Regions from separate parts of the Mus musculus genome. Here region 2 is linked to region 1. Evidence: chromatin loops called from intact Hi-C (ENCODE). Cell type or tissue: heart. All regions are shown on one strand. Each heading gives the region's core, and the rest is flanking DNA. Links, peaks and the distances in the headings are about the cores only.

Region 1 (10,004 bases), core at 2,463-7,462:
CTGACAGCTGTAAAGTTAAGCCAGCTTCTTAGCCTGCTGTGGGTCAAACCTGCTCACTTGTAAAATGAGGAGTCTAGGCAAGATGCTAAGTCCCCAGACTGCATATTCCTGGTCCTCCTACAGATCAGAAACCCTTCATCCATGGACTCTGTCTTCCTCTAGTCAGAAAGGGTGACCGAGGAAAAAAGTTCCCTGCAGCCCCACACACTCAGATTGCCACTCTGAAATTCTGTGTCTGGGACGTGTCTCATGTCATTTAGTTCAGGAGCTGTTTCTGGTTGGGGCCCATTCTGGTTTTCTTCTCCTGTGTGTGTGTGCGTGTGGTGTGCAGTGTATATTGTGTGTGTGGTGTGTTGCACCGTGGTGTATGTGTGTAATATGGTGTGATGTGGTGTGTACATGTGTGTAAAACTTAGGAGAGTCCTTATTCATAGGCTATTACACTCCATTTGGCTAAGTACCTATTAATCTCAACCTGCAACACACTTGTGGGGATCACCCCTTGTGGTCTCTCATATAGATAATTGCTGTCTTCTGTTTCTTTACCCAAAGGCCTACCTGTCAGATGTGCTACACTAGACCATGTCACGAGTCACCTAGCAGATAAATACAGGAGAGTACACTTTTTTGTATCAGTTTTGGTCGCTAACACGGGGTTCCAGCCCTTGGGTCGCCTTGCTTGTCTCAGCTACTGACTGGCGTTCATAAAGAGCATCACTGAACTTACAGGGAGGGCTGAGCTAGTGGTGGCATTGACCTTTCCAAATCAAACGAGACACCATGATTTCTCTGTGTTCTAATAGAAGGGGAGGCAGTGGGGTGAGGCCCTAGGCAGCAGGATTGACCCACAGGGAAGTCAGGATAGTGTCTAACAGGCGACAGGATCTTGAAGCCACATGGCAGGGCATGCAAGTCAGGAATCCAGGTGAAGTGAGTCTCTGGGCAGATGAAGGCACAGAGAATCTACAGCCAGTGCAGGGCAGGTGGATGGAGCTGACAGAGAAGCTGAGTCCAGACAACAGAGGCAAAGCTCTGACATTCTGGGTTAATTCCCTTTTTGTGGCATGCTCCTTTGAACAGTTACTTACCACAGGACATACAATTCTCCATTTTATAGCTTATCCTTTATTCCCCCTTTCCAGCTTTCGTCATCTGACAAACCTTCTAAAAAGTTTTATTTAGACTTTATATATTGAAACTCTTGGCAAAAATGTTCATACCTCAATAATATCAAGTTTTATTTTTGCAAATAAAACCCCAGACCTCACCCACATGTAGACATATTGATCGAAGCGGGATCGCATTAGGAGAATAGGCAGAGTCGCTCAGTGACACCCTAAACCATTTCCACTGCACGACAGTCTCCAAATTGTCATCTGCAAGAGTTTTGTCCTATCCTTAGTCTGTCTGACTTGCCATATGGACTTGACTTTGCCAGCATAACGTTCTTTTTATATTGTAATACCGTGCAGCACATCTGGGGAAAATCACATAAAGACTTTTCATAACGTTCAAGAAATGAGAGGATTTTTGTTTAACATTCTTTTAAAACAAAAGTTAGCGGAAAGCATTTCCTCCTTCCTTGAAAAGTATGTGGAGACACAGGGCGGGGCGCTGGATCGCTGGCTCTCACAGTACCCCAGGGCAGTTAGTGTGACGCGTTCAGCACTGTGGTGCTGTGGACTGTGCTAGTTCAGCCTTCCCTAAATGCAGCCAAATACCCACAGAAATCAACTTTTGGTGAGGAAAGGTTTAGTTTGGCTGGCGATTTAAGGTATTTTAGTCTATAATGGCTTGGTGGTCCCAGTGAAGAACATCATTGTGGAATAGAGAGAGAGAGAGAGAGAAACAGAGACAGACAGACAGACAGACAGACAGAGACCATGCGAACATGTGTATACATGCACACATGCACGGGTGCGCACACACACACACACACACACACACACACACACACACACACACACGTAAGGAGAGACGGACTGGAGAGGGACCAGTGTCTCAATAGTCCTTTCAAAGAAACGTTTCTAATGGCCTAACTTCCTTTCCCTAGGCCCCACTTCTTCTTTTTTATTTTTTGGTTTTAGAGCTGTATTATGGAAATGCAGGGGAAAGAGAGAAGGTAGAAAGGAGGAAGAGAGAGAGAGAAGAGAGATAGGAGAGAGGAAAGAAGACAAAGAAAAAGGGAAGAGGAGAGAGAAGTAAGAGAAGAGGGAGGTGAGAGGACAAAGGAATAAGAGGACGAGGTGTGAGGTGCGGGCTGAGCACCCCTTTTTATGGTCTTCACTGTTGCTAGGTAACTGGGGAGGAGTTTAGCCTGAAGGTCAGAAGCTTGCCTAGGCTCCACTTCTAAAGATCCAAAACAGTACCATTGGCTGGACACCAGCTTTTGGGTCATACTCCAGACCCAGACTACAGCGTGGGACATCTAGTTTGCAGGAGACTGAGATAGGAGACTAAAGCCCTTTTCTGAAAACAAGACTTGTGACAGACGGGCCATGTCCCTACACTTTGCCTCTTTGGGATACAATAGAGTGAATAAAAATAGCTCCGCTTCACGGAGAGGCTTGCTACATAGCCAAGCGCTTTCCACACATGACCTCATTCTATGCTGATAACTCGAGAGGAGACGGATTCTGTCATTACCCTCCCCCACCCCGGCCCCCAAAGGAACATAGCTGTGATTTTTCTGCACCATTAACACCGTCAGAACATCCAGTACACCCAGAGAAGACTTGTACCCCGCCTTCCCACTTGTCTATCTCTAGGGACATGTGGGGGCCTGCTCTGGTGCCATAGAATGTCCTACCTTTAGGGTGCGGTGAGTTCTTTATTTTTAATTTCCAGGGTGGAAATTTACTTTAAAATAGGTATCAGAGGCTGGCTCCAGCATATACTTTTGATTTCTTGACACACCAAGGACTTAATCCAGCACCTTGCTATAACCAGGCAAGCACTCTACTCCTGAGTTCCACGTCCCACCCGTGAGAATGATTTCAGCTTGCTATTGTTCCGTTTCTGGGACCCAAGGCAACTTCCAGAGGGGGAAAGGCTTTATTTTAACTTAGGGGTTACAGTCTATTATTGAGAGAAGCCAGGGCAGGAACCTGAAGCAGAAGGCACGGAAGAACGCTGCTTGCTGGATCTCTCACCAGCTTCGCTGCTTTCTTATACACCCTCCCACGACCACTACTGTCCTAAGGATGCTACCACTCATAGTAGGGTAGGGCTTCTATTAAAAATCAAGACACCCTCCTCCCGAAATGCACACGGGGCTATAAGGCTTTCCTCTCAGGTGACTCTAAGTGGATGCTAACTAGGACAGCAACGTGTGCACGGAGCTAACCTGCAGCCCCACATAAGGAGAAAGAGAAGCCGAGGCCACGTCATTTTTTATTTGTTCTGCCAAGAAAATCCAACTTCGAAGGAAAATGAGTTTGACTTTGAAACAAGTCCGCCTAACAAAACCAGTTTCCCCATGTATACTGAGTTGTATACGTAAGCGCGGTTAAAAAATGCTACCGGTGCTGTTCTGGGTGTATTTTACCACAATTCGTTAGCTGGGGGAAGAAAGATGCTCCCTTCTCTGCATACCGCCAGTGGGTGCTCACGTTATGCAGCTCCCCCTCTCTCAACAGCCAGTTCTTTCTGGTCATAAATACTCCCTCGCATTCCTTTCTTTGAAAATGCCCTTCGGATGAATTCCTTCCCCCGTGTAAGCTGGTGAGACGGGCCGCTTAGGAGACTGGCCTGCAGCCCACTGTCTGCATCGCTGGTCCACCCTCCTTTGTACAGTCTGTGGGTGGAGTGAGCAGTTACCCGGGGCAGCCAAGTGGAAAGACAGATAGATGCCTTCTCTTCTCCTAAAAGCTATTTATTGTTCTGAGAGGAACCAGCCATCAAAGAGAGCTGTGCCCCACCCACTCCTCCGGGCTTCCAGTTCTTGACTGAAAAAAAAAAAAAAAGTTAACACCCTACACCACACACCACAGGCACATCCTGAAAGATAATGAATGCTTGAACCCTGACTTTGTTTTTAATTTTTACTGTGGAGCGGGTCTAGGGAACGGCCAAAAACTTGTCTCCTCACTTTGAGGGTGCAGAGCTCACACCTCTCCCCTTTCATCAGAGATTTATTTAACCCTTTGGCTAGGCCACACGGTCCAAATTTCTTACTTTGTTTTCTGCCTCAGCAGAGTGCTAAGACTTCCCCTGTTCCCCACACCTGAAGCGCGTCGATGTGGATGGCAGAGCTGAAGACGAGGAATGTTTGCAGAACGGATGGAAACAGACCGACTGATGTACCACTGGGAATTTATCTTATGATCTGGACCATTTTACTAGAATGTTTCACTGTGGCACACTCGGGTTGGGAAGAGACATTGTGGCTTGATATTCTGCACTTGCAATTTGTCTGTCTGTCTGTCTGTCTGTCTTTTGTTCCCCCCCCCCCAGATAGTTTTTCTGGGTATCCCAGGCTGTCATGGATCAGACCAGCCTCCAGCTCAGACATCTACCTCCCAAGTTTTGGGATTAAAGGCATGTGCCACCATTACCTGGCTTTTTGTTTTTATTTTTAAGACAGGATCTCACTATGCCCAGAAACCAAGCTGGCCTTGAACTCACAGAGCCTTGCCTGCTTCTGTCTCTCCAGTGCTGAGACTAAAGGCAAGGGCCAAGAATGTGTGTGTACACTCACAATTCAGGACCTCTGCTTGCTCAGGCCCCACTCATCCCCGCCCAAAGATTTATTTATTATTATACAAGTACACTGTAGCTGTCCACAATTCATTGTGGATGGTTGTGAGCCACTGAGTGTTTGCTGGGATTTGAACTCAGAACCTTTGGAAGAGCAGTCAGTGCTCTTACCCACTGAGCCATCTCACCAGCCCCCTAGCAGAAGCTTTTAAAAAGCATTGGAAGCAGGGGAGGGTGCAGAGAGATCAGGAACATGTGGTAAATGATAAAACACACTGATTGTTTTTTCAAGTACCCCCTCCCCGCCCCCCTTTTCTGGTCTCAAAGAAGGGGGATGTCTATGCAACTGGAAATGGTCCAGTGTGGAAGTGATTCCCCAGTCTACCTCAGCACCCCACTGAAACAGTTGCTGTAGCCTCTGAGGGACCTTGCCTGTGCTGCTTAGCCACACCTTCCTCAAGTGCAATCTTTTACTGAAGACAATCTTAACGCCGGTAAAGCCTGCCACCTAGTGGTCATTATGATTATGACATGATATGGAAGTGACCCACTTATTAGAAGCTATCCCAGGAAGGCAAATTATATTCCACTTACTAGTTTTCAATTAAAAATTTGTTATTGTTGTTGTTATTATTATTATTATTTTGGCTTTTTGAGACAGGGTTTCTGTCTATAGTCCTGGCTATCCTGGAACTCACCCTATAGACCAGGCTGGCTTCGAACTCAGAATTCCACCTGCCTCTCTGCCTCCCAAGTGCTAGGATTAACGGCGTGCGCCACTACTGTCCGGCTAGTTTTCACTTTTTTTCCCGAGACAGAGTTTCTCTGTATATCCCTGCCTGTCCTGGAAATCGCTCCGTAGACCAGGCTGGCCTTGAACTCAGAAATTCGCCTGCCTCTGCCTCTGCCTCCCAAGTGCTGGGATTAAAGGCGTGGGCCACCACGCCCGGCTAGTTTTCAATCTTAAACTTGAAAGTAGATGTATTAATATAGTCTATCCCAGGCTGCAGCGAGTATATCTCTCCTGAAACTGGCTTCCCCAGGCCAAGAGTGACTTGGATCTAAGTTTATTCCACGGGACCTATCACAGATGGCGGAGGATGGCAGGGGACCCATCCAAGTTCTGCGGCTCAGCTCAGCAGCTCCGGTCTCTGCGAGTCATTTGCTTCATGGGAGTGGTTACTAGATGCTGGAAGAGCGAGGAGAAAGCAAAGAATGGTCAGTGGGTACGAAGTTCCAATAGGCTGGGGAATTTGGTCCTCCTGTGTAGTGCTGGCAGGGTGAGTGTGGTGAATAATATTTTTGGATATTTTACAATAGGTAGAAGAGATCCTTCTGAATGTCCTCAGCACAAAGAAATGAAAATTGTATGAGGTAATGAATATGTTAAATAGTCTAATTTGATTAATACACAGTATGTACATGTATAGATCATTCCACTGCATCTCCACTAAAATACATAATCACCACGTGTCAAAGAAAACAACAAGGCTTACCGCTAACAGCACTGGCTGCCTTGCAGAGGATCAGGGTTCAATTCTCTGTACCCACGTGGCTGTCCACTCCAGTTCCAAGGAGATTTGCTAACCACCCTCTTCTGGCCTCTACAGGCGTAAGACCGGGTTGTGCAGAGTATATATGAAGGCAAAACTTCCATACACACCAAATAAAGGATATCAAAATAAAGAAGCCAAGTGTTATAAACAACAGAAGCCAAGGATGGTAGCCCATACCTGTTATTCTCAGTACTTAGGACACTGAGGCAGGATTGCCGTGAAGATAGCTTGGGTTACAAAGCAAGGACCTGTCTCGACTTTCTCTTCCAAAAGAACAAGCATGGGGCGTGGGGGGAGAGAAGGAAGGGGGGAACCTTAAGCAAAAACAGTAAACTTTTTTTTTTTCAGCTTGAAAGTTCAGAGATGGGGCTGGTTCGGAGGACCTACTCCACAGCCATGAGCGCTAGAGCTCAGATCCCAGTGCCCAGGTAACATGCCAGGGAATCCTGCAAAACCTATAGCTGCCTCTTTCTAGCTTTTGTGTGGACACAGACAAGAACAAACGAGTAAATAAATAAAGTCTTTGCAAAATGAAGAAATTAAAGCTCAAATAGACCTTGTTCCCAGGTCACGGGTCATATCGATCATGGTACCTAACTTTCGACCGGCTCTCAGCCCCTTTCGACAGCATTGCTTGTTCTCTGACAACCTGCATTTGCCAGGAGACACTGTGCTGGGTACCAGGGAACAGCAGGCTAGAGCTCTTCTCCATCTCTGGTAAGAGACAAGACCTTTGACTGGATGCAGATGTGAAAGATGCAAACATCCAAGGTGATTCCCTCCTTCTGGTGATGTAAAAACAGGGAAGAAAGAAGCAGGAGAAAGGGGCATTAAGGAACTCTATGGCTCCAGTTTCTCGGAATGGAGTAATGACCTCAGCAGCTGAAAGAGAAGGAAGTTAGCTGTTTTAAGGACAAAATAAATTGGGCTTTGGTGGTGAATGCCTATAATCTCAGCACTGGGGTGGCTAAGGCAAGAGAAGCCTGCATCCAAGGTCAGCCTGGCTACATTGCAAGATCCCGTCGCAAAAAAAAAAAAAAAAAAAAAAAAAGAAAATCTCTCCTACAAACACTGATAATCTTTTAAAAGTAAACTTATAGTTAGACAATGTACACAGATATATAATGCGTTTTAAATACTCTCTCACTAGGTCAGGTGGTATCATATAAGGGATTTTGAATATATCTCTTAATGATTCATTTTTAACATTTTACGCTCTTTTACTATGCTTAATTCCCAAAGGATATTTTGTATGTTTTGAAACAATTTAGTATTCAACATTAGGTATAGGATCCTCAATTATGGATAGTATTACATATTCATTAATGATATTTTTAGGGTATGAAAGGTTATGGATATGAAAGTTGAACACATTTTTTATGTATTATTTGATTCTCAAAATACTCAATATTATTAACATGTTTGATGTATACAATGCACTCAAATAATAAAAATTTAAGAAAAAAAATTTAAAAAGTGAAAAAAAAAGAGAAAAACCATGAATTCTCTAGCGACCTGTAATCACCATGGTCAGGAGGATGGGAGATGAGCTGTCTGCCTTTCCTTCCCTCCTTTTGCTACACATAGTGCACATATATAGTGCACACATATAGCATACACATGCAGTGCACCCACATAGTGCACACACACAGTGCACCCAAGGCTCTAAGTATCTTTCAATGTTGTGTGAGTGGGTGTGTGACTGTGAACTGACTTCTGAGACTATGAAGACACCGAAGGTATTTCCTGATTTCTGACATGAGGCAGAGAACCGTCCTAGATGCTAGGAATCTGATCAGCCACCAGTGGTGACATTTGCCATGAAGGGGCTCTTTTTGATGAGAGGAGATGGATACAAACATCAGACTACAGAAGAATTAGTCAATTAGATGAGCTCTCACACACTGCCAAGAAAGAGGAGCAAATGTGCTCAGATCTACATCAGCAGATTCGCCTTGCCGAGTTCTCTTGCTCATTGTTATTAGTCTTTGTCATAATTGCAGGAAATGAACACCATGGATATAAATCAACCCATGGGCTAATGAACAGTTTTCAAAGCAAGAAACACAAATGGCCAGGAATTATTTTTTTCAATGTGTTCAACAGCCCTAGTTATCAGGGAAATGCAAATTAAAACTACTTTGAGATACCGCCTCATGCCAGTTTAAATGGCTATCATCAGGAAATCTGACAAATGTTGGTGAGGACATGGGGAAAGAACTCTTATTCATTGTTGGTGGGAGTGCAAATTAATACAGCCATTGTAGAAGTCACGACATCGGTAGCAGATGTGCAGCTCAGTCTTCATGTGGGTCCCGGACAACTGGAGTGGAGGCTATCCCAGAATCTGTTGCCTACATGTGGGATATGTTCTTCTAGCTGGGCTGCCTTGTCTGTCCTCAGTGGGAGAGGAAGCGTCTGGCCTTGAAGAGACTTGAAGGGAAAGGGTAAGGGGATACCCAGGAGGGGTCCAACCTGCTTAGTGGAGATGGGGAGGGGAGATGGGAGAAGGATTGTGGGAGGGGGTGACTGGGAGAGGAGCACTGAGGGGGATGTAAAGCGAATAAGTTAAAAGAATAATTAATTAAAAATAAATAAGATCTGTATGATAAGAAATTCAAGTCTCTGAAGAAAGAAATCGGAGAAGATCTCAGAATGTGGAAAGATCTCCCATAGATTGGCAGGATTTTTTTTAATTTTGATTTTTTTTTTCTTTTTTCCGGAGCTGAGGACCGAACCCAGGGCCTTGGGCTTGCTAGGCAAGCACTTTACCACTGAGCTAAATCCCCAACCCCTAAGTTTGTTTTTTTTTTTTTTTTCTTTTTTCCTTGATTTTTTTTTTTTTGTTTTTTATTTTTGGTTTTTTGAGACAGGGTTTCTCTGTATAGCCCTGGCTGTCCTGGAACTCACTTTGTAGACCAGGCTGGCCTCAAACTCAGAAATCCGCCTGCCTCTGCCTCCTGAGTGCTGGGATTAAAGGCATGCGCCACCACGCCCAGCGATTGGCAAGATTAATATAGTAAAAATGGCTATCTTGCCGAAAGCAATCTACACATTCAATGCAATCCCCATTAAAATTCCAATTCAATTCTTCACAGAGTTAGAAAGGACAATTTGAAATTCATCTGGAATAACAAAAAACCTAGGATAGCAAAAACTATTCTCAACAACAAAAGAACCTCTGGTGGAATCACCATGCCTGACCTCAAGCTGTACTACAGATCAATTGTGATAAAAACAAAAACAACATACAAGCCCCTTCCGCTCCACTCGAGCCCCGGGCTACCTTGCCAGTGGAGTCGCCCGACACCCGCAAGGGCCCACACAGGATTCCCCACGGGATCCTAAGACCTCTGGTGAGTGGAACACAGCGCCTGCCCCAATCCAATCGCGTGGAACCTGAGACTGCGGTACATAGGGAAGCAGACTACCCGGGCCTGACCTGGGGCACAAGCCCCTTCCGCTCCACTCGAGCCCCGGGCTACCTTGCCAGGAAAGTTGCCTGACACCCGCAAGGGCCCACACAGGATTCCACACGGGATCCTAAGACCTCTAGTGAGTGGAACACAACTTCTGCCAGGAGTCCGGTTCGAACACCAGATATCTGGGTACCTTCCCTGCAAGAAGAGAGCTTGCCTGCAGAGAATACTCTGCCCACTGAAACTAAGGAGAGTGCTACCCTCCCAGATCTGCTTATAGAGGCTAACAGAGTCACCTGAAGAACAAGCTCTTAACAGAGACAACTATAAC
Region 2 (10,004 bases), core at 2,065-7,064, 55 kb before region 1:
TTCCCTGCCCCACACCCCCATCCACCCTCCGACTGCTCTATATCCCATGACTCCTCACCCTCCTGTCTCCCTGTGGATGTTCCCACCCTCCACCCCACCTGACCTCTAAACTCCCTGGGGTTTCCAGTCTCTTGAGTGTTAGGTTCGTCGTCTCTGAATGAACGCAGACTCGGAAGTCCTCTACTATATGTGTATTGGGGTCCTCATGTCAGCTGGTGTTTGGTGTCCAGTGTCTGACAAATCCGGCTTAAGTGACACTGCTTGTTCTCCTATAGGATCGGCCTTCTCTGAAAATATGCTCTTATGTCCCTTTCCCTCCCAGTCTCTTCACTGGAAAGATGGTAGTAAAATGATAATTGGCCTATGCTATTTTATAGAACTCCAGATTTACAATAGTATGAAAGTCTCATTCCACTCGTTTTTTCTTTTTTTTGGTCTAAATTACATACACTTTCCCTCATGGTTAATGCTTTGGAATCTCCCATCTGACTCTCTTAGTCTCTCAAAGGACCTCTTTTAGAAAGAGTATCCTACAGAATAGATACATGTAGTGTTAATAAGAGACTTTTTAGCTGGGTGTGGCCTTTAATCCCAGCACTTGAGAGGCAGAGGCAGGTGGATTTCTGAGTTCGAGGCCAGCCTGGTCTACAGAGTGAGTTCCAGGCAGCCAGGGCTACACAGAAAAACCCTGTCTCAACCCCCCACCCCCCCCCAAAAAAAGAGAGAGAGACTTTTGGGCCCAGAAGAAGTGGTTCCTAAACCCAATCCATGTAGTTCATCAGGGGCTCTGTGGAGGAACAAATAGATGTAGCCCTGAATTAAAGTGGCCCTGGGTTTGGTATACTGAATGATACACAATATACAATATACCCTTAAGGAGTTTCAAGAGCCTTTTTGTAAAGATCCATGTTTTTTTTTTTTTTTTTTTGGGGTCCATTGCTTTTGGGTGAGGCAGAACATCCTGACAGGAAGCAAGTGATGGAGATAGTGACTCACGCCATCATAGACAAGAGAAAGAGAGCAAGAGCAAGAGAGAGTGAGAGAGAGAGAGAGAGAGAGAGAGAGAGAGAGAGAGAGAGAAACAGCAAGATAATAAAACAGAGAGAAACCGAAAGAGACACAGAGAGACAGAGAGACAGACAGACAAAGAGAGAAAGAAAAAGAGAAAGGAAGAGGCCAGACACAAACTGTACCCTTTAAAACCCCACTTCCAATCATGTTCTACCTCCTAACAGCCCATTCAGCTCTGACACCTTGAGAAAACTAATCCACTGATGAAGTTAGCGTACTCATGATCCATGTCTCTCAACAGGACCAGCATGCTGGGGTGTCAAGCTTTCAGTGCCCGAGTGTTTCTTTCCAATCCACAGCAGAATGGCTGTGTAACAGTGACCTTAACGAATATCAAGCCCATGGGCCCCCTCCTTAAGGAGACCCCGGGGGCTTCTAGCTCTATCTTTACCCACCCTCTGGACTCCAGGATCTTATACTTCCTTTCTATATGATAACTCCTCACTCTGTGCTTGCTTCTGCTTTTAAAAGAAATAGCATATTTTATTATTTTAGGTGTTTGTCACGTGTATGTCTTTGCACCACTTACATGCGGTGCCCACAGAAGCCAGAAGAGAGGGTACTGGACTTTCAGACAGTTGTAAGCTGTCCTTAGTTGCTGAGAATTGAACTTGACCCCAGGGTTCTCTGGAAGAGCAAGCCAGTGCTCTTAACCACTGACTCATTGCTCCAGCCTCTGTTTTGGCTCCTTACGATGAAAGTTCATTGATAGCAGAGTCTGCTTCCAGTTCCTTCTTGTAAAACCACCCCAAGAATTGAAGTTGACAATTCAGACAGTACCTGAGTGGACGAGCGAAGGGCGAGGGTGGAACTGCAGAAACATCTTACAAGAGCACACAGAATCCCCATGTTGGATGTTCTCCACCCCTTCTCTGTTTTATAATCCATCAGTGAATGTTCGCTAGTTGCCTAGTGTGTACAAGGCACTCACTGTTAGGAAACAGCTGAAAGGGAAAGGGTAAGTTGAGCAATTAAAAATCCCCTTAACCCTTTACAGAGATCTCTTGTACCCACTGTTGAAACATTTGGATCCTATTAACCAGCATTGCTGTTAGTAACCCTAGAGTCCTCATCAAAGGGTCTCTAGGCATATTTCTTGGTAAGGTAAAACAAGACCAGATAGGTTTTTTTTTTTTTGCATATAGAATCTAACCTAGGCTAGTACCTCCCCCCCCCAAAGGGTTTTAAATTATGCTAATAGTCTACATCTCAGATTTAAAGGGGTGGGGTGGGGGTGGGAGCAGGCAGGATGAGGGAGTGGGTGGGAAGGAAGTGTCCACAATGATAAAAGTATGAACTCTCTGCAGCTCTTTCCTGTAATAGTTCCTGTGTTGCTGATGCCATTCAGTAGCCTGCAGAAGTCAGGCACACTGGCGGGACGACAGCCAGCCACTAAGTGCTTGCATCCCAGAGACCCTAATTAAATTACGGAGAATCCCGTTGTTGTTGAGTTTTTTTTTTTTTTCCTTAAAGCGCTTCATATATTTAATGCATGAGTTTGAAAGCATCTTCGTGTGGATTTCCACCTTTCTCTCTAGTCTCACTGTGTGTGTATGTCTGTGGGGCGAGGGTGGGGTTGCATGTTATAGTACAAAGATAATCAAATAAACCTCTTCTCTGGATTATAAATGGTTTATCATCTATGACAGAGACACTAATCTAAGCAGCTGGAAAAAAAAATCGGTCTCTAACTGCCAGAATGTATTTTATCATCTTGAGTAAATAAGAAGTACATTTAAAGGGCAGGCAACCCAGACAGTCATGCAGAAACTAATAGTATGTCTGTTGGAGTCTGGGCTCTGTGGTCTGCATTTTTGAGTAGATCATATTAAAGCCCCGGGTTTCCCATAGTCCTGCGCTGCTTCGCCTCAGATGATGTCATCTGCTTTGATTGATGACCAAAGAATTGGTCCTGGACATTGCCCTCCTAAGTACCAGGCTCCTTGAAGGCAGGAGCTATGTCTTAATTTTCTTACATATCATTATGGTATAGGATATAAAATGTGCTTAGCTATATGAGTAATAACTCATAATTCAGAAAGATAAATGTCCCTTCTGGGCATTTGGGGGGAGGGGATGTTGGCTTTCCAGAAAGTGTATAAAATGAGTCAGGTTAAGAAAGCCCGTCATCCCAAGAGGGTAGCATGGATTCTGGGAAGGATAGCTTTTGACTTGGATGGAAGATCTCGGGATGCTAAACAGGAGCTAGGCAATTCTAGTCCATGGGAGCGCACACAAGCACACAGGCTAGCACCCACTCATGCTTGCTACACGTATGTATGTATGCTGTATTTGCTGGAGGAAGAAATTCCGCCTCATGTATGGGTGCTACCTGAGCTCCACCTTCAGTCCCAGTGTCATTTGTAACATACTCAAAAGAGAAGGGAGTTTATACACAGAAAATATTGAATAACAGCCCTCTAGGGTATAAAGAAACCCCTTCTATGCTTGCGTACTGGGCTCTAAAGAACCAGGACTAGAAGCAAAGGTGACACCAAGGGCAAAAAGCCATTGTGAAGGAAGAGTGGGCTGGCTTTCCCCCACCCCCACTTCCGGCCATTGAGACACAGTGACAACTGACCTTGATGTCCTCACGCTGGATCTTGCTGGAGAAGGCTGAGTGTGGTTTAGGGAAGTGAGTTAGGACAGATGTCAACACTCACTGAAATCTGTTGCCTCCTGAAGTCCACTAATAAGCTAACCACCCCTCCCTCGGGTGTTTCTGGAGGGAGGGAGGTGTGGCTTTCCAGAGTCCTTTAGAGATAAGCATCAGTAGCGTCAGCTTTTGCCATCTTCCTTTCCGTTTTCTTGTGCAAGTGGTAAGATTTCCTTGTCCTTTTACCCCCTTTTGTTTGCAACTTGGCTGCTGTGGGAAAGGGGACTCTGAAGCGTGGTCACAGTTTCATGTCTAATAGAGCTGTCCCCGCTTTTCTCTCACGCCACTGACAGACTCTGCCATTTATCCAAAGCATTTGAATAAAATTAAGGCTTGACGTGACAGTACTCGAATAGTCAGGCTGTAGTGGCACGTGCCTGTAATCCCAGAACTTGGGAGACTGGGGCAAAGGAAAGCAAGTATGAGACCCGTAAGAAGGGGAGAAAAGAGAAAAACATTGTATCTGTGGGTTATTATTTTGTTGTTCTCAAACTTTAGTTTTTGCATTACAAAAGCAATCGTTTATTTTTGAAATTTGGAATTCCTGACTGGTGATTTCAAATATATGTAATCCCCAATACCCATGTATTATCAATGAACTATACTCTATTGTAATATTATTTAAAGTTCTAAATCACAGCAGGGCCCCCTGGGTGCCCTTCACCATGAGGTTCATCATGCCTTTAGTATATGGGTTCTGAAGAGCAAACCCCCTTTTTCTATTAGTGAGTGCGATAATCTAATGACCTCAATTAGAGAGCGGAGTAAAAAGGCTCACACATCTAAAAATAACTCCATTATCCACGCAGAGAGGGTCCCGTTTCTGTTTCCTCTGCCCCCGCTGATATTAAGTAAGTGCCAATCGATCAGGATAATGTCTGGCTCTCGTTTCTCATAAATGAAGGGCTGTGGCTTTAAGTAATCATCCGTTGCTTGTGCCAGAGACAGAAGCTGCAGTATCAGCTTCAGAGAGGAGAGAGAGGAGTCTGAGGCAGTAACCTGCGGGACAGGCGGGGAGGCCACCAGGGCCAATGGCGCTCCTCCCTGTGGAGCTTTGAATGTAGGCAGACCCGGACGGACGGATGGGTGGGAGGCGTGGCCACCTGTGCGCTTCTTGGACAGTGCAGGGGGTGGGGGAGTTGGAGAGACCGGAGCTGGAAAATGGGCTGCCCTAGCAGCAAAATGTGCCTCTCTCCTCCCTGTGCAGCAACAAGGGTAATTAGTATTTGTTTACAGGGCTTTTCTAGAAGGGTGTCAGGGACTACGTACTGCAGACCCTGTCTGGAACCAGGGGGAAGTGCTTTGAGTGAGAAGCAAGTCTAGACTGCAGAGACCAGTCTCGTGCTCTCTGCCATACTGCAACCCAGATGCCGGCTGGAGTCCCACATCTAAGGTCATCTCAGGAAGTGCCCTTCCTGAAAGCCTGGACATTCTCTCACTTCCTAGTTTCACCCTGGCGCCAGGGACTCTCCGTCTTGAGGAACTGTGTCTAATGATTGTGTTTGTATAAGTATGTGTGGATGTGTGCCTGCTACAGACCTGAAGGTAACGTGAAAATTATTCCTTACCGCAAGACTGATACTTGTTATTCTTTAAACCCTGAAACACCCTCCTGATTTCTTTCACTTCACTTCTCTCAAGCCTATTTAGAATTATAGTTGCTTCATGATGTAAGAGTCCTTGGAAACTGCTGTGTAGCTGGGTGAAATCAACTTGATTTCATCTTTAAGAGATTAATTTTTTTATTTGTCCTAGCTTAAAAGCAAACTTTTTTTTCCTCTTGTTCAGAATATAGGCTTGGCCTTGTAACAAAACTTTTTTATTTGCGGACATGGGACAAAGTCTATCTAAATGCCTATGTTTAGAACATTAAATATTTATCTTGAACTGATTAGGCCCTTATTGCCCTTGGAGGGGAGAGTGCATTACATCTTAAGTACAGTATGCATTAGCTTCAAGGGTCTATGGATCTCCAGTAAGTGCATGGCGCAAAGCAAATATTTTTAAATAGCCTCTCTTGTTCCTCAAAGGAAAGTTTCAACAGGACCTGGGAAAATACAGATTTTCTTTTTTGAAACATGAAATTCCTTCACAGCAAAGGGACATCTGGGTTTTGCTTTGTTTTTAACAACACAAACTGTTAGCTTAGTGATTCGTATCTCGGCCTCTCAACTCTGGGTCTCATTTTCCCAGCAGTGGTAAGTGTGTACTTTACTGAAAGGGAACCCTCTTTAAACAAACAAACAAAACAAAACAAAAAACGTTAGTAACTTGGTGTGTGTTTTCTGCAGCGGGAGGAAGCACTGAAGCAACACAAAACCCTCTCTCAAGAACTTGTCAGCCTCCGGGGAGAGCTAGGTAAGAGCCTGTTTTCCTGCCCCTGCCCCTGCCCTGGGTAAAGTTTACTGAACCTGAGCAATGTGCTCTAACCTCCTGCTCTGTGGCTGGAGTTACACAGCGGACAGCTGGTCTTTCTCCCTCTCTCGTATCTGTGCAGACACTTACTATCGACACTGCTTTTGAATCTTGGCAGTGTGACCTCAAGCTCACAAAATTCCTGGCACTGCTCTGAGTGAGCTAACACTCACTTTCTGATGACCAAGGCATAAAGCATTGCTTCGTATGGAGTAGACAGAGACAGAATGGTTTCTGTATTGTGTGCATTCCCATTGAATAATTATGTTTGTCTGTCTGTCTGTCTGTTATCTGTCTCTCTTTCTCTGTCTCTCTCTCTCTCTGTTTCTTTCTTTTTCTTTCTGGAACGACTTTTTATATTAAAGAGTGTTAAGAAAAAGCTATTCTCTGATAGAAGTGATTACGTTACACATCCCCGCTGTGGTACAGCGTACCTGTGAGTGTACAGTGAGTCTACAATTAAAGGAATACTGCTTGTTAGGGCCACCCATGCTCTGTGCTCCTTAAGTAGTCGGGATGAGCTGGGGAGGAGTGTCTACCAACTCGAGGAGCGGTGTGCTCTGTAGCATTCTCTAGGAAGTCTTGCTGTTTGATCTTTTGAGTTCTTGGTGCCTCTGAGGATCCCTAGATTTGAAGGACAAAGACAGTTGCCCTTTCTACCTGGATTACCTGTAGGAGAGATCGGTCTGCTGTGCCCCCCTCCCCTTGCCCTGTCTGTGGGGACCACTCACCCTAAGAATTGGCTTCCCGATTTAGCTTCAACTAGATCTGGAGTTGTTCAGCAAATGTCACCTGCCTTGTCCTTGGCTTTGCTTGCTGATAGGCTGTGTTAGAAGCATGTGTAGCATAAGTTCTTCAAAGGGAACAGCTAAAGATAGAATAAGTTTTGTTCGTTTAATTCTCAAAGAATCCTGTTTTTCTCTGAGAACCAGACTGTAGTTTAAATACCGCCATTCTGATTTGCTGGACAAGAATATTAGTCAGCAACTGCACTGGCCCAGTCAAGACAAAGGTCATGGGCCAGTTCATGTGGAGGCAAGATTGTGCCCTTCCCTACTCCTTGGCCTGCCAGTTGAAGTCAAGGCCAATTCCTCGCTAACCCTTGAGATCCACAACAGTAGAGAAGCCACCAGTGCTGGCTGGCATCAGGTAACAGAAAGGACGAACCCTTGTGGAACAATAATTTTAAGACAGATGATAAAGTACAGAAGCCCAGTGATGGGTGAGCTCTTTCGAACCGGGACAGAAGGCACAGCTTGGGTGACCCCGATCCCAGACACCATGAAGACCTTCCACTTCTAATTCAGTCTGGCTGCCTCCCTTTTGGTTACCCAATGACCAGCTCGAGTTGTTTCTGTGCCTTAAGTACGGTAATGGATACAGAATAAGGAGACAAGGGAGAAGGTATTTTTGTGTGAGTTTCAGTGTTCATCGGAACACAGTGGAAGTGGAGATGAGCCTGCCTAATGATTCAGGTTTCTATTCTCCGAGAGAAGGCAGGACCAAGACAGAGGAGGACACTGAGCCCATTGACTCTGATTGAATGGTGATCCTCTTCAGCATTAAGCAGTTTAAATTGGAGCCGAGGTCCACCACACTTGCTGTTATTGTGCAGCCTGTCAGGAAACAGCCAGCCTTTGTCGTCTCACCTCTCTGTCCATGATAAGGAGAACGTGGCCTGGTGTGTTTTTCCTGCTGCTGTCAAAGTGTCAGGATGTTACAGGTGGCCTGTCCACATTGTTTTGTCACCCTAGGACTGGACTTGGGAAATGGTGTCATTTCTGTTAACTACTGAATCAGACAGGCTTGCTCAAGGACCAGTGCTTGCTTAAGGGCCAGCGAAGGCATTTGGGAAAAGGTTGGTTTGGCCAGCGAATAGAAGAAGAAAACCTTCAAACAAGTATAATGAAGCTGGCTCCAAAGAAAATTCTTGTAGCTTTCAGCTGGATTTGTGTTTTGGGCCAGAGTGGAAAAAAGATATAAGTTTATATATGTCAAAACCGTTTTCCTATTTGAGGGAATAAAATGTGTCGCACTGTGGTCTCACAGTCTCCAGGTTTGAATCCTTGGTTTGGGAGCTGGGTGGCTCAGAGCCCATCATGTCACATCTCTTCTGTCCCAGTTTTATTTTCTCTAAAGTGACAGTGTGCATGTGTGCCCCAAGGATGATCATGAAGGTCATATTAGGTAAAACTTTGCAAAGCGGCCATACCAGGTGTTAACTGCTATTCGCCATACATACACGAATGTATCTGGTATTAAGTTAATGTCGTGGTGTGTGTCTGTAATCCCAGTAACTCCAGAGGTCAAGACAAGAGGATTGCTACCAGTCCCAGGCCAGCATAGTGAGTGAAAGGTTAGTCTGACTACATAGTGAGGGCCTATGCCAAACACACACACACACACACACACACACACACACACACACACACACACACACAAATACACACTCACAGATTCAGTTTTGCAGGCGTGTAGTGATTGGTGAAATGCCTTCTTATGAAAGCATAAACTATACCGTGGGAAGGACTAGTCAGTAGATGGGATACTATTAGAGATCCCTCGGGACAGGGAGACCCGACCTTCGCTGCTATTGGCATTTAATGTAGGTTAGAGGAATGGGGGATTTGGTTTGGTCTGGTCTGGTCTGGAACTCAGTCTGTATACCAGGTTGGCCTCAAACTGGGAGATCCTTCTACCTCTGCCTCTTGAATGCTGGAATTAAAGGTGTGCACTCTCACTGCCCGGATAGAGATACAGGCTTTTATGCATACACTCCCAGTTAGGAGTTACTTATTTTTGAGTACACAGTTTTCCCTTTGATGATGTGTCTGTGTATTTTGCTGAATTAGTGTAGAGTCTGAGGTAAAGTATATGAGGTGGTAGGGCCTAACCCCCGATGCTTTTTATAGGCGACTTAGAGATCTGATCTTCCATCCATCACTTGCACCATCCAAGTGTCCAACTTGTCCCTTGGACTAACCAGGGGCTGTCAGAGTCACTGGTCAGCTGTGATCTTTACTGTGTCCCTGAAAACTGGGACAAGAGTCTCACCCTTGAAGAACTATGAAGGGTGAAAGAGACTCAGGCCCAGGAACCCTGCAACTGCAATCGTCTGTACCTCTGCCCTTCACAATCTAATGGCTTCCACCCATCTTCCCCATTGGCAGACTTTCTGGATGCCCTCATTTCGTCCTCTAATAGTCTCTTCTTTTTGTCTGGCACACAACCAGCATGTTTCTCCTATCTGACCCACATCCCTTCGTGGAAAGCCCTTTGCTTGGGCGAACCTCTTTGAGAAACCCCTCTGTCTCATCAGAATCAAACCACAAGGCTCCCCTACACCAGTGACCCTCCTACCTTGCACTGATGTATTTAATATATCCTGTGTTCTTCTGTTATCTCCAGACTGTATGGTCTTCACAATGAGGAGAGTCTCTCCTACTTCCTCTTTGAGGAAAAAATCGTAATGAACTCTCCATTTGCATAGCGTAGTGGCTTATGTTTATTGGCATTTGAGAGTTTAAACCTTAAAGATCAGTGTATAAACAAGAAATACTCTATAGTTCTTCTATTTTGGCATACTTTTGCATAGCCCTGTGCCTTTGTTTATAGAACATGTATAACTTTGTACCATTATTATTTCAGGAAAGCCTATTTTATATACAGTAATATCTATTGTACCATCACATTTTTGCTTATTTGAAACAGGGCAGCAATGTGTAGACTTGGCTGGCTCTAAACTAGATCTTTGTGCCTTTGTCTGATCCATGATATTTTTAAAAATTACATTTATTTGCATGTGTTACCCACATGTGTGTGCCACAGCAGCTTCGTGGAAGTCAGGGGACAGCTTTCAGGA

The links. A loop is a pair of places that touch in the nucleus more often than their neighbours do. Peaks named below come from ENCODE experiments on the same cell type or tissue, not always from the same donor. Only the 100,000 strongest peaks of a DNase experiment are listed, where the experiment ranks them.
Region 2: it touches region 1 in a loop (4-fold over the local background); 4 of 42 quality-filtered maps call a loop at or near these places.

Annotation. Positions count from the first base shown.
Region 1 is chr8:40,957,091-40,967,094 of GRCm38, reverse strand. All of the region lies in intron 2 of Pdgfrl (platelet-derived growth factor receptor-like), which reads right to left. Among named protein-coding and RNA genes, the nearest start is that of Pdgfrl, 36 kb to the right of the region's middle. In heart, for the core only: CTCF peaks have their summits at 3,583 and 5,217 (motif pointing left); DNase peaks (open chromatin) are centred at 2,524, 3,794, 5,124, 5,534 and 1 weaker place; H3K4me3 peaks cover 1,422 bases; H3K27ac peaks cover 2,647 bases.
Region 2 is chr8:41,011,469-41,021,472 of GRCm38, reverse strand. It overlaps Mtus1 (mitochondrial tumor suppressor 1), which reads left to right. Exons shown (of 14, transcript NM_001005863.2): 7 at 6,019-6,085. It overlaps B430010I23Rik (RIKEN cDNA B430010I23 gene), which reads right to left and starts at 3,735. Exons shown (of 3, transcript NR_015457.2): 1 at 3,653-3,735; 2 at 1,852-2,015. In heart, for the core only: a CTCF peak has its summit at 4,778; DNase peaks (open chromatin) are centred at 3,662, 4,792, 5,082, 6,172 and 1 weaker place; H3K4me3 peaks cover 3,819 bases; H3K27ac peaks cover 4,880 bases.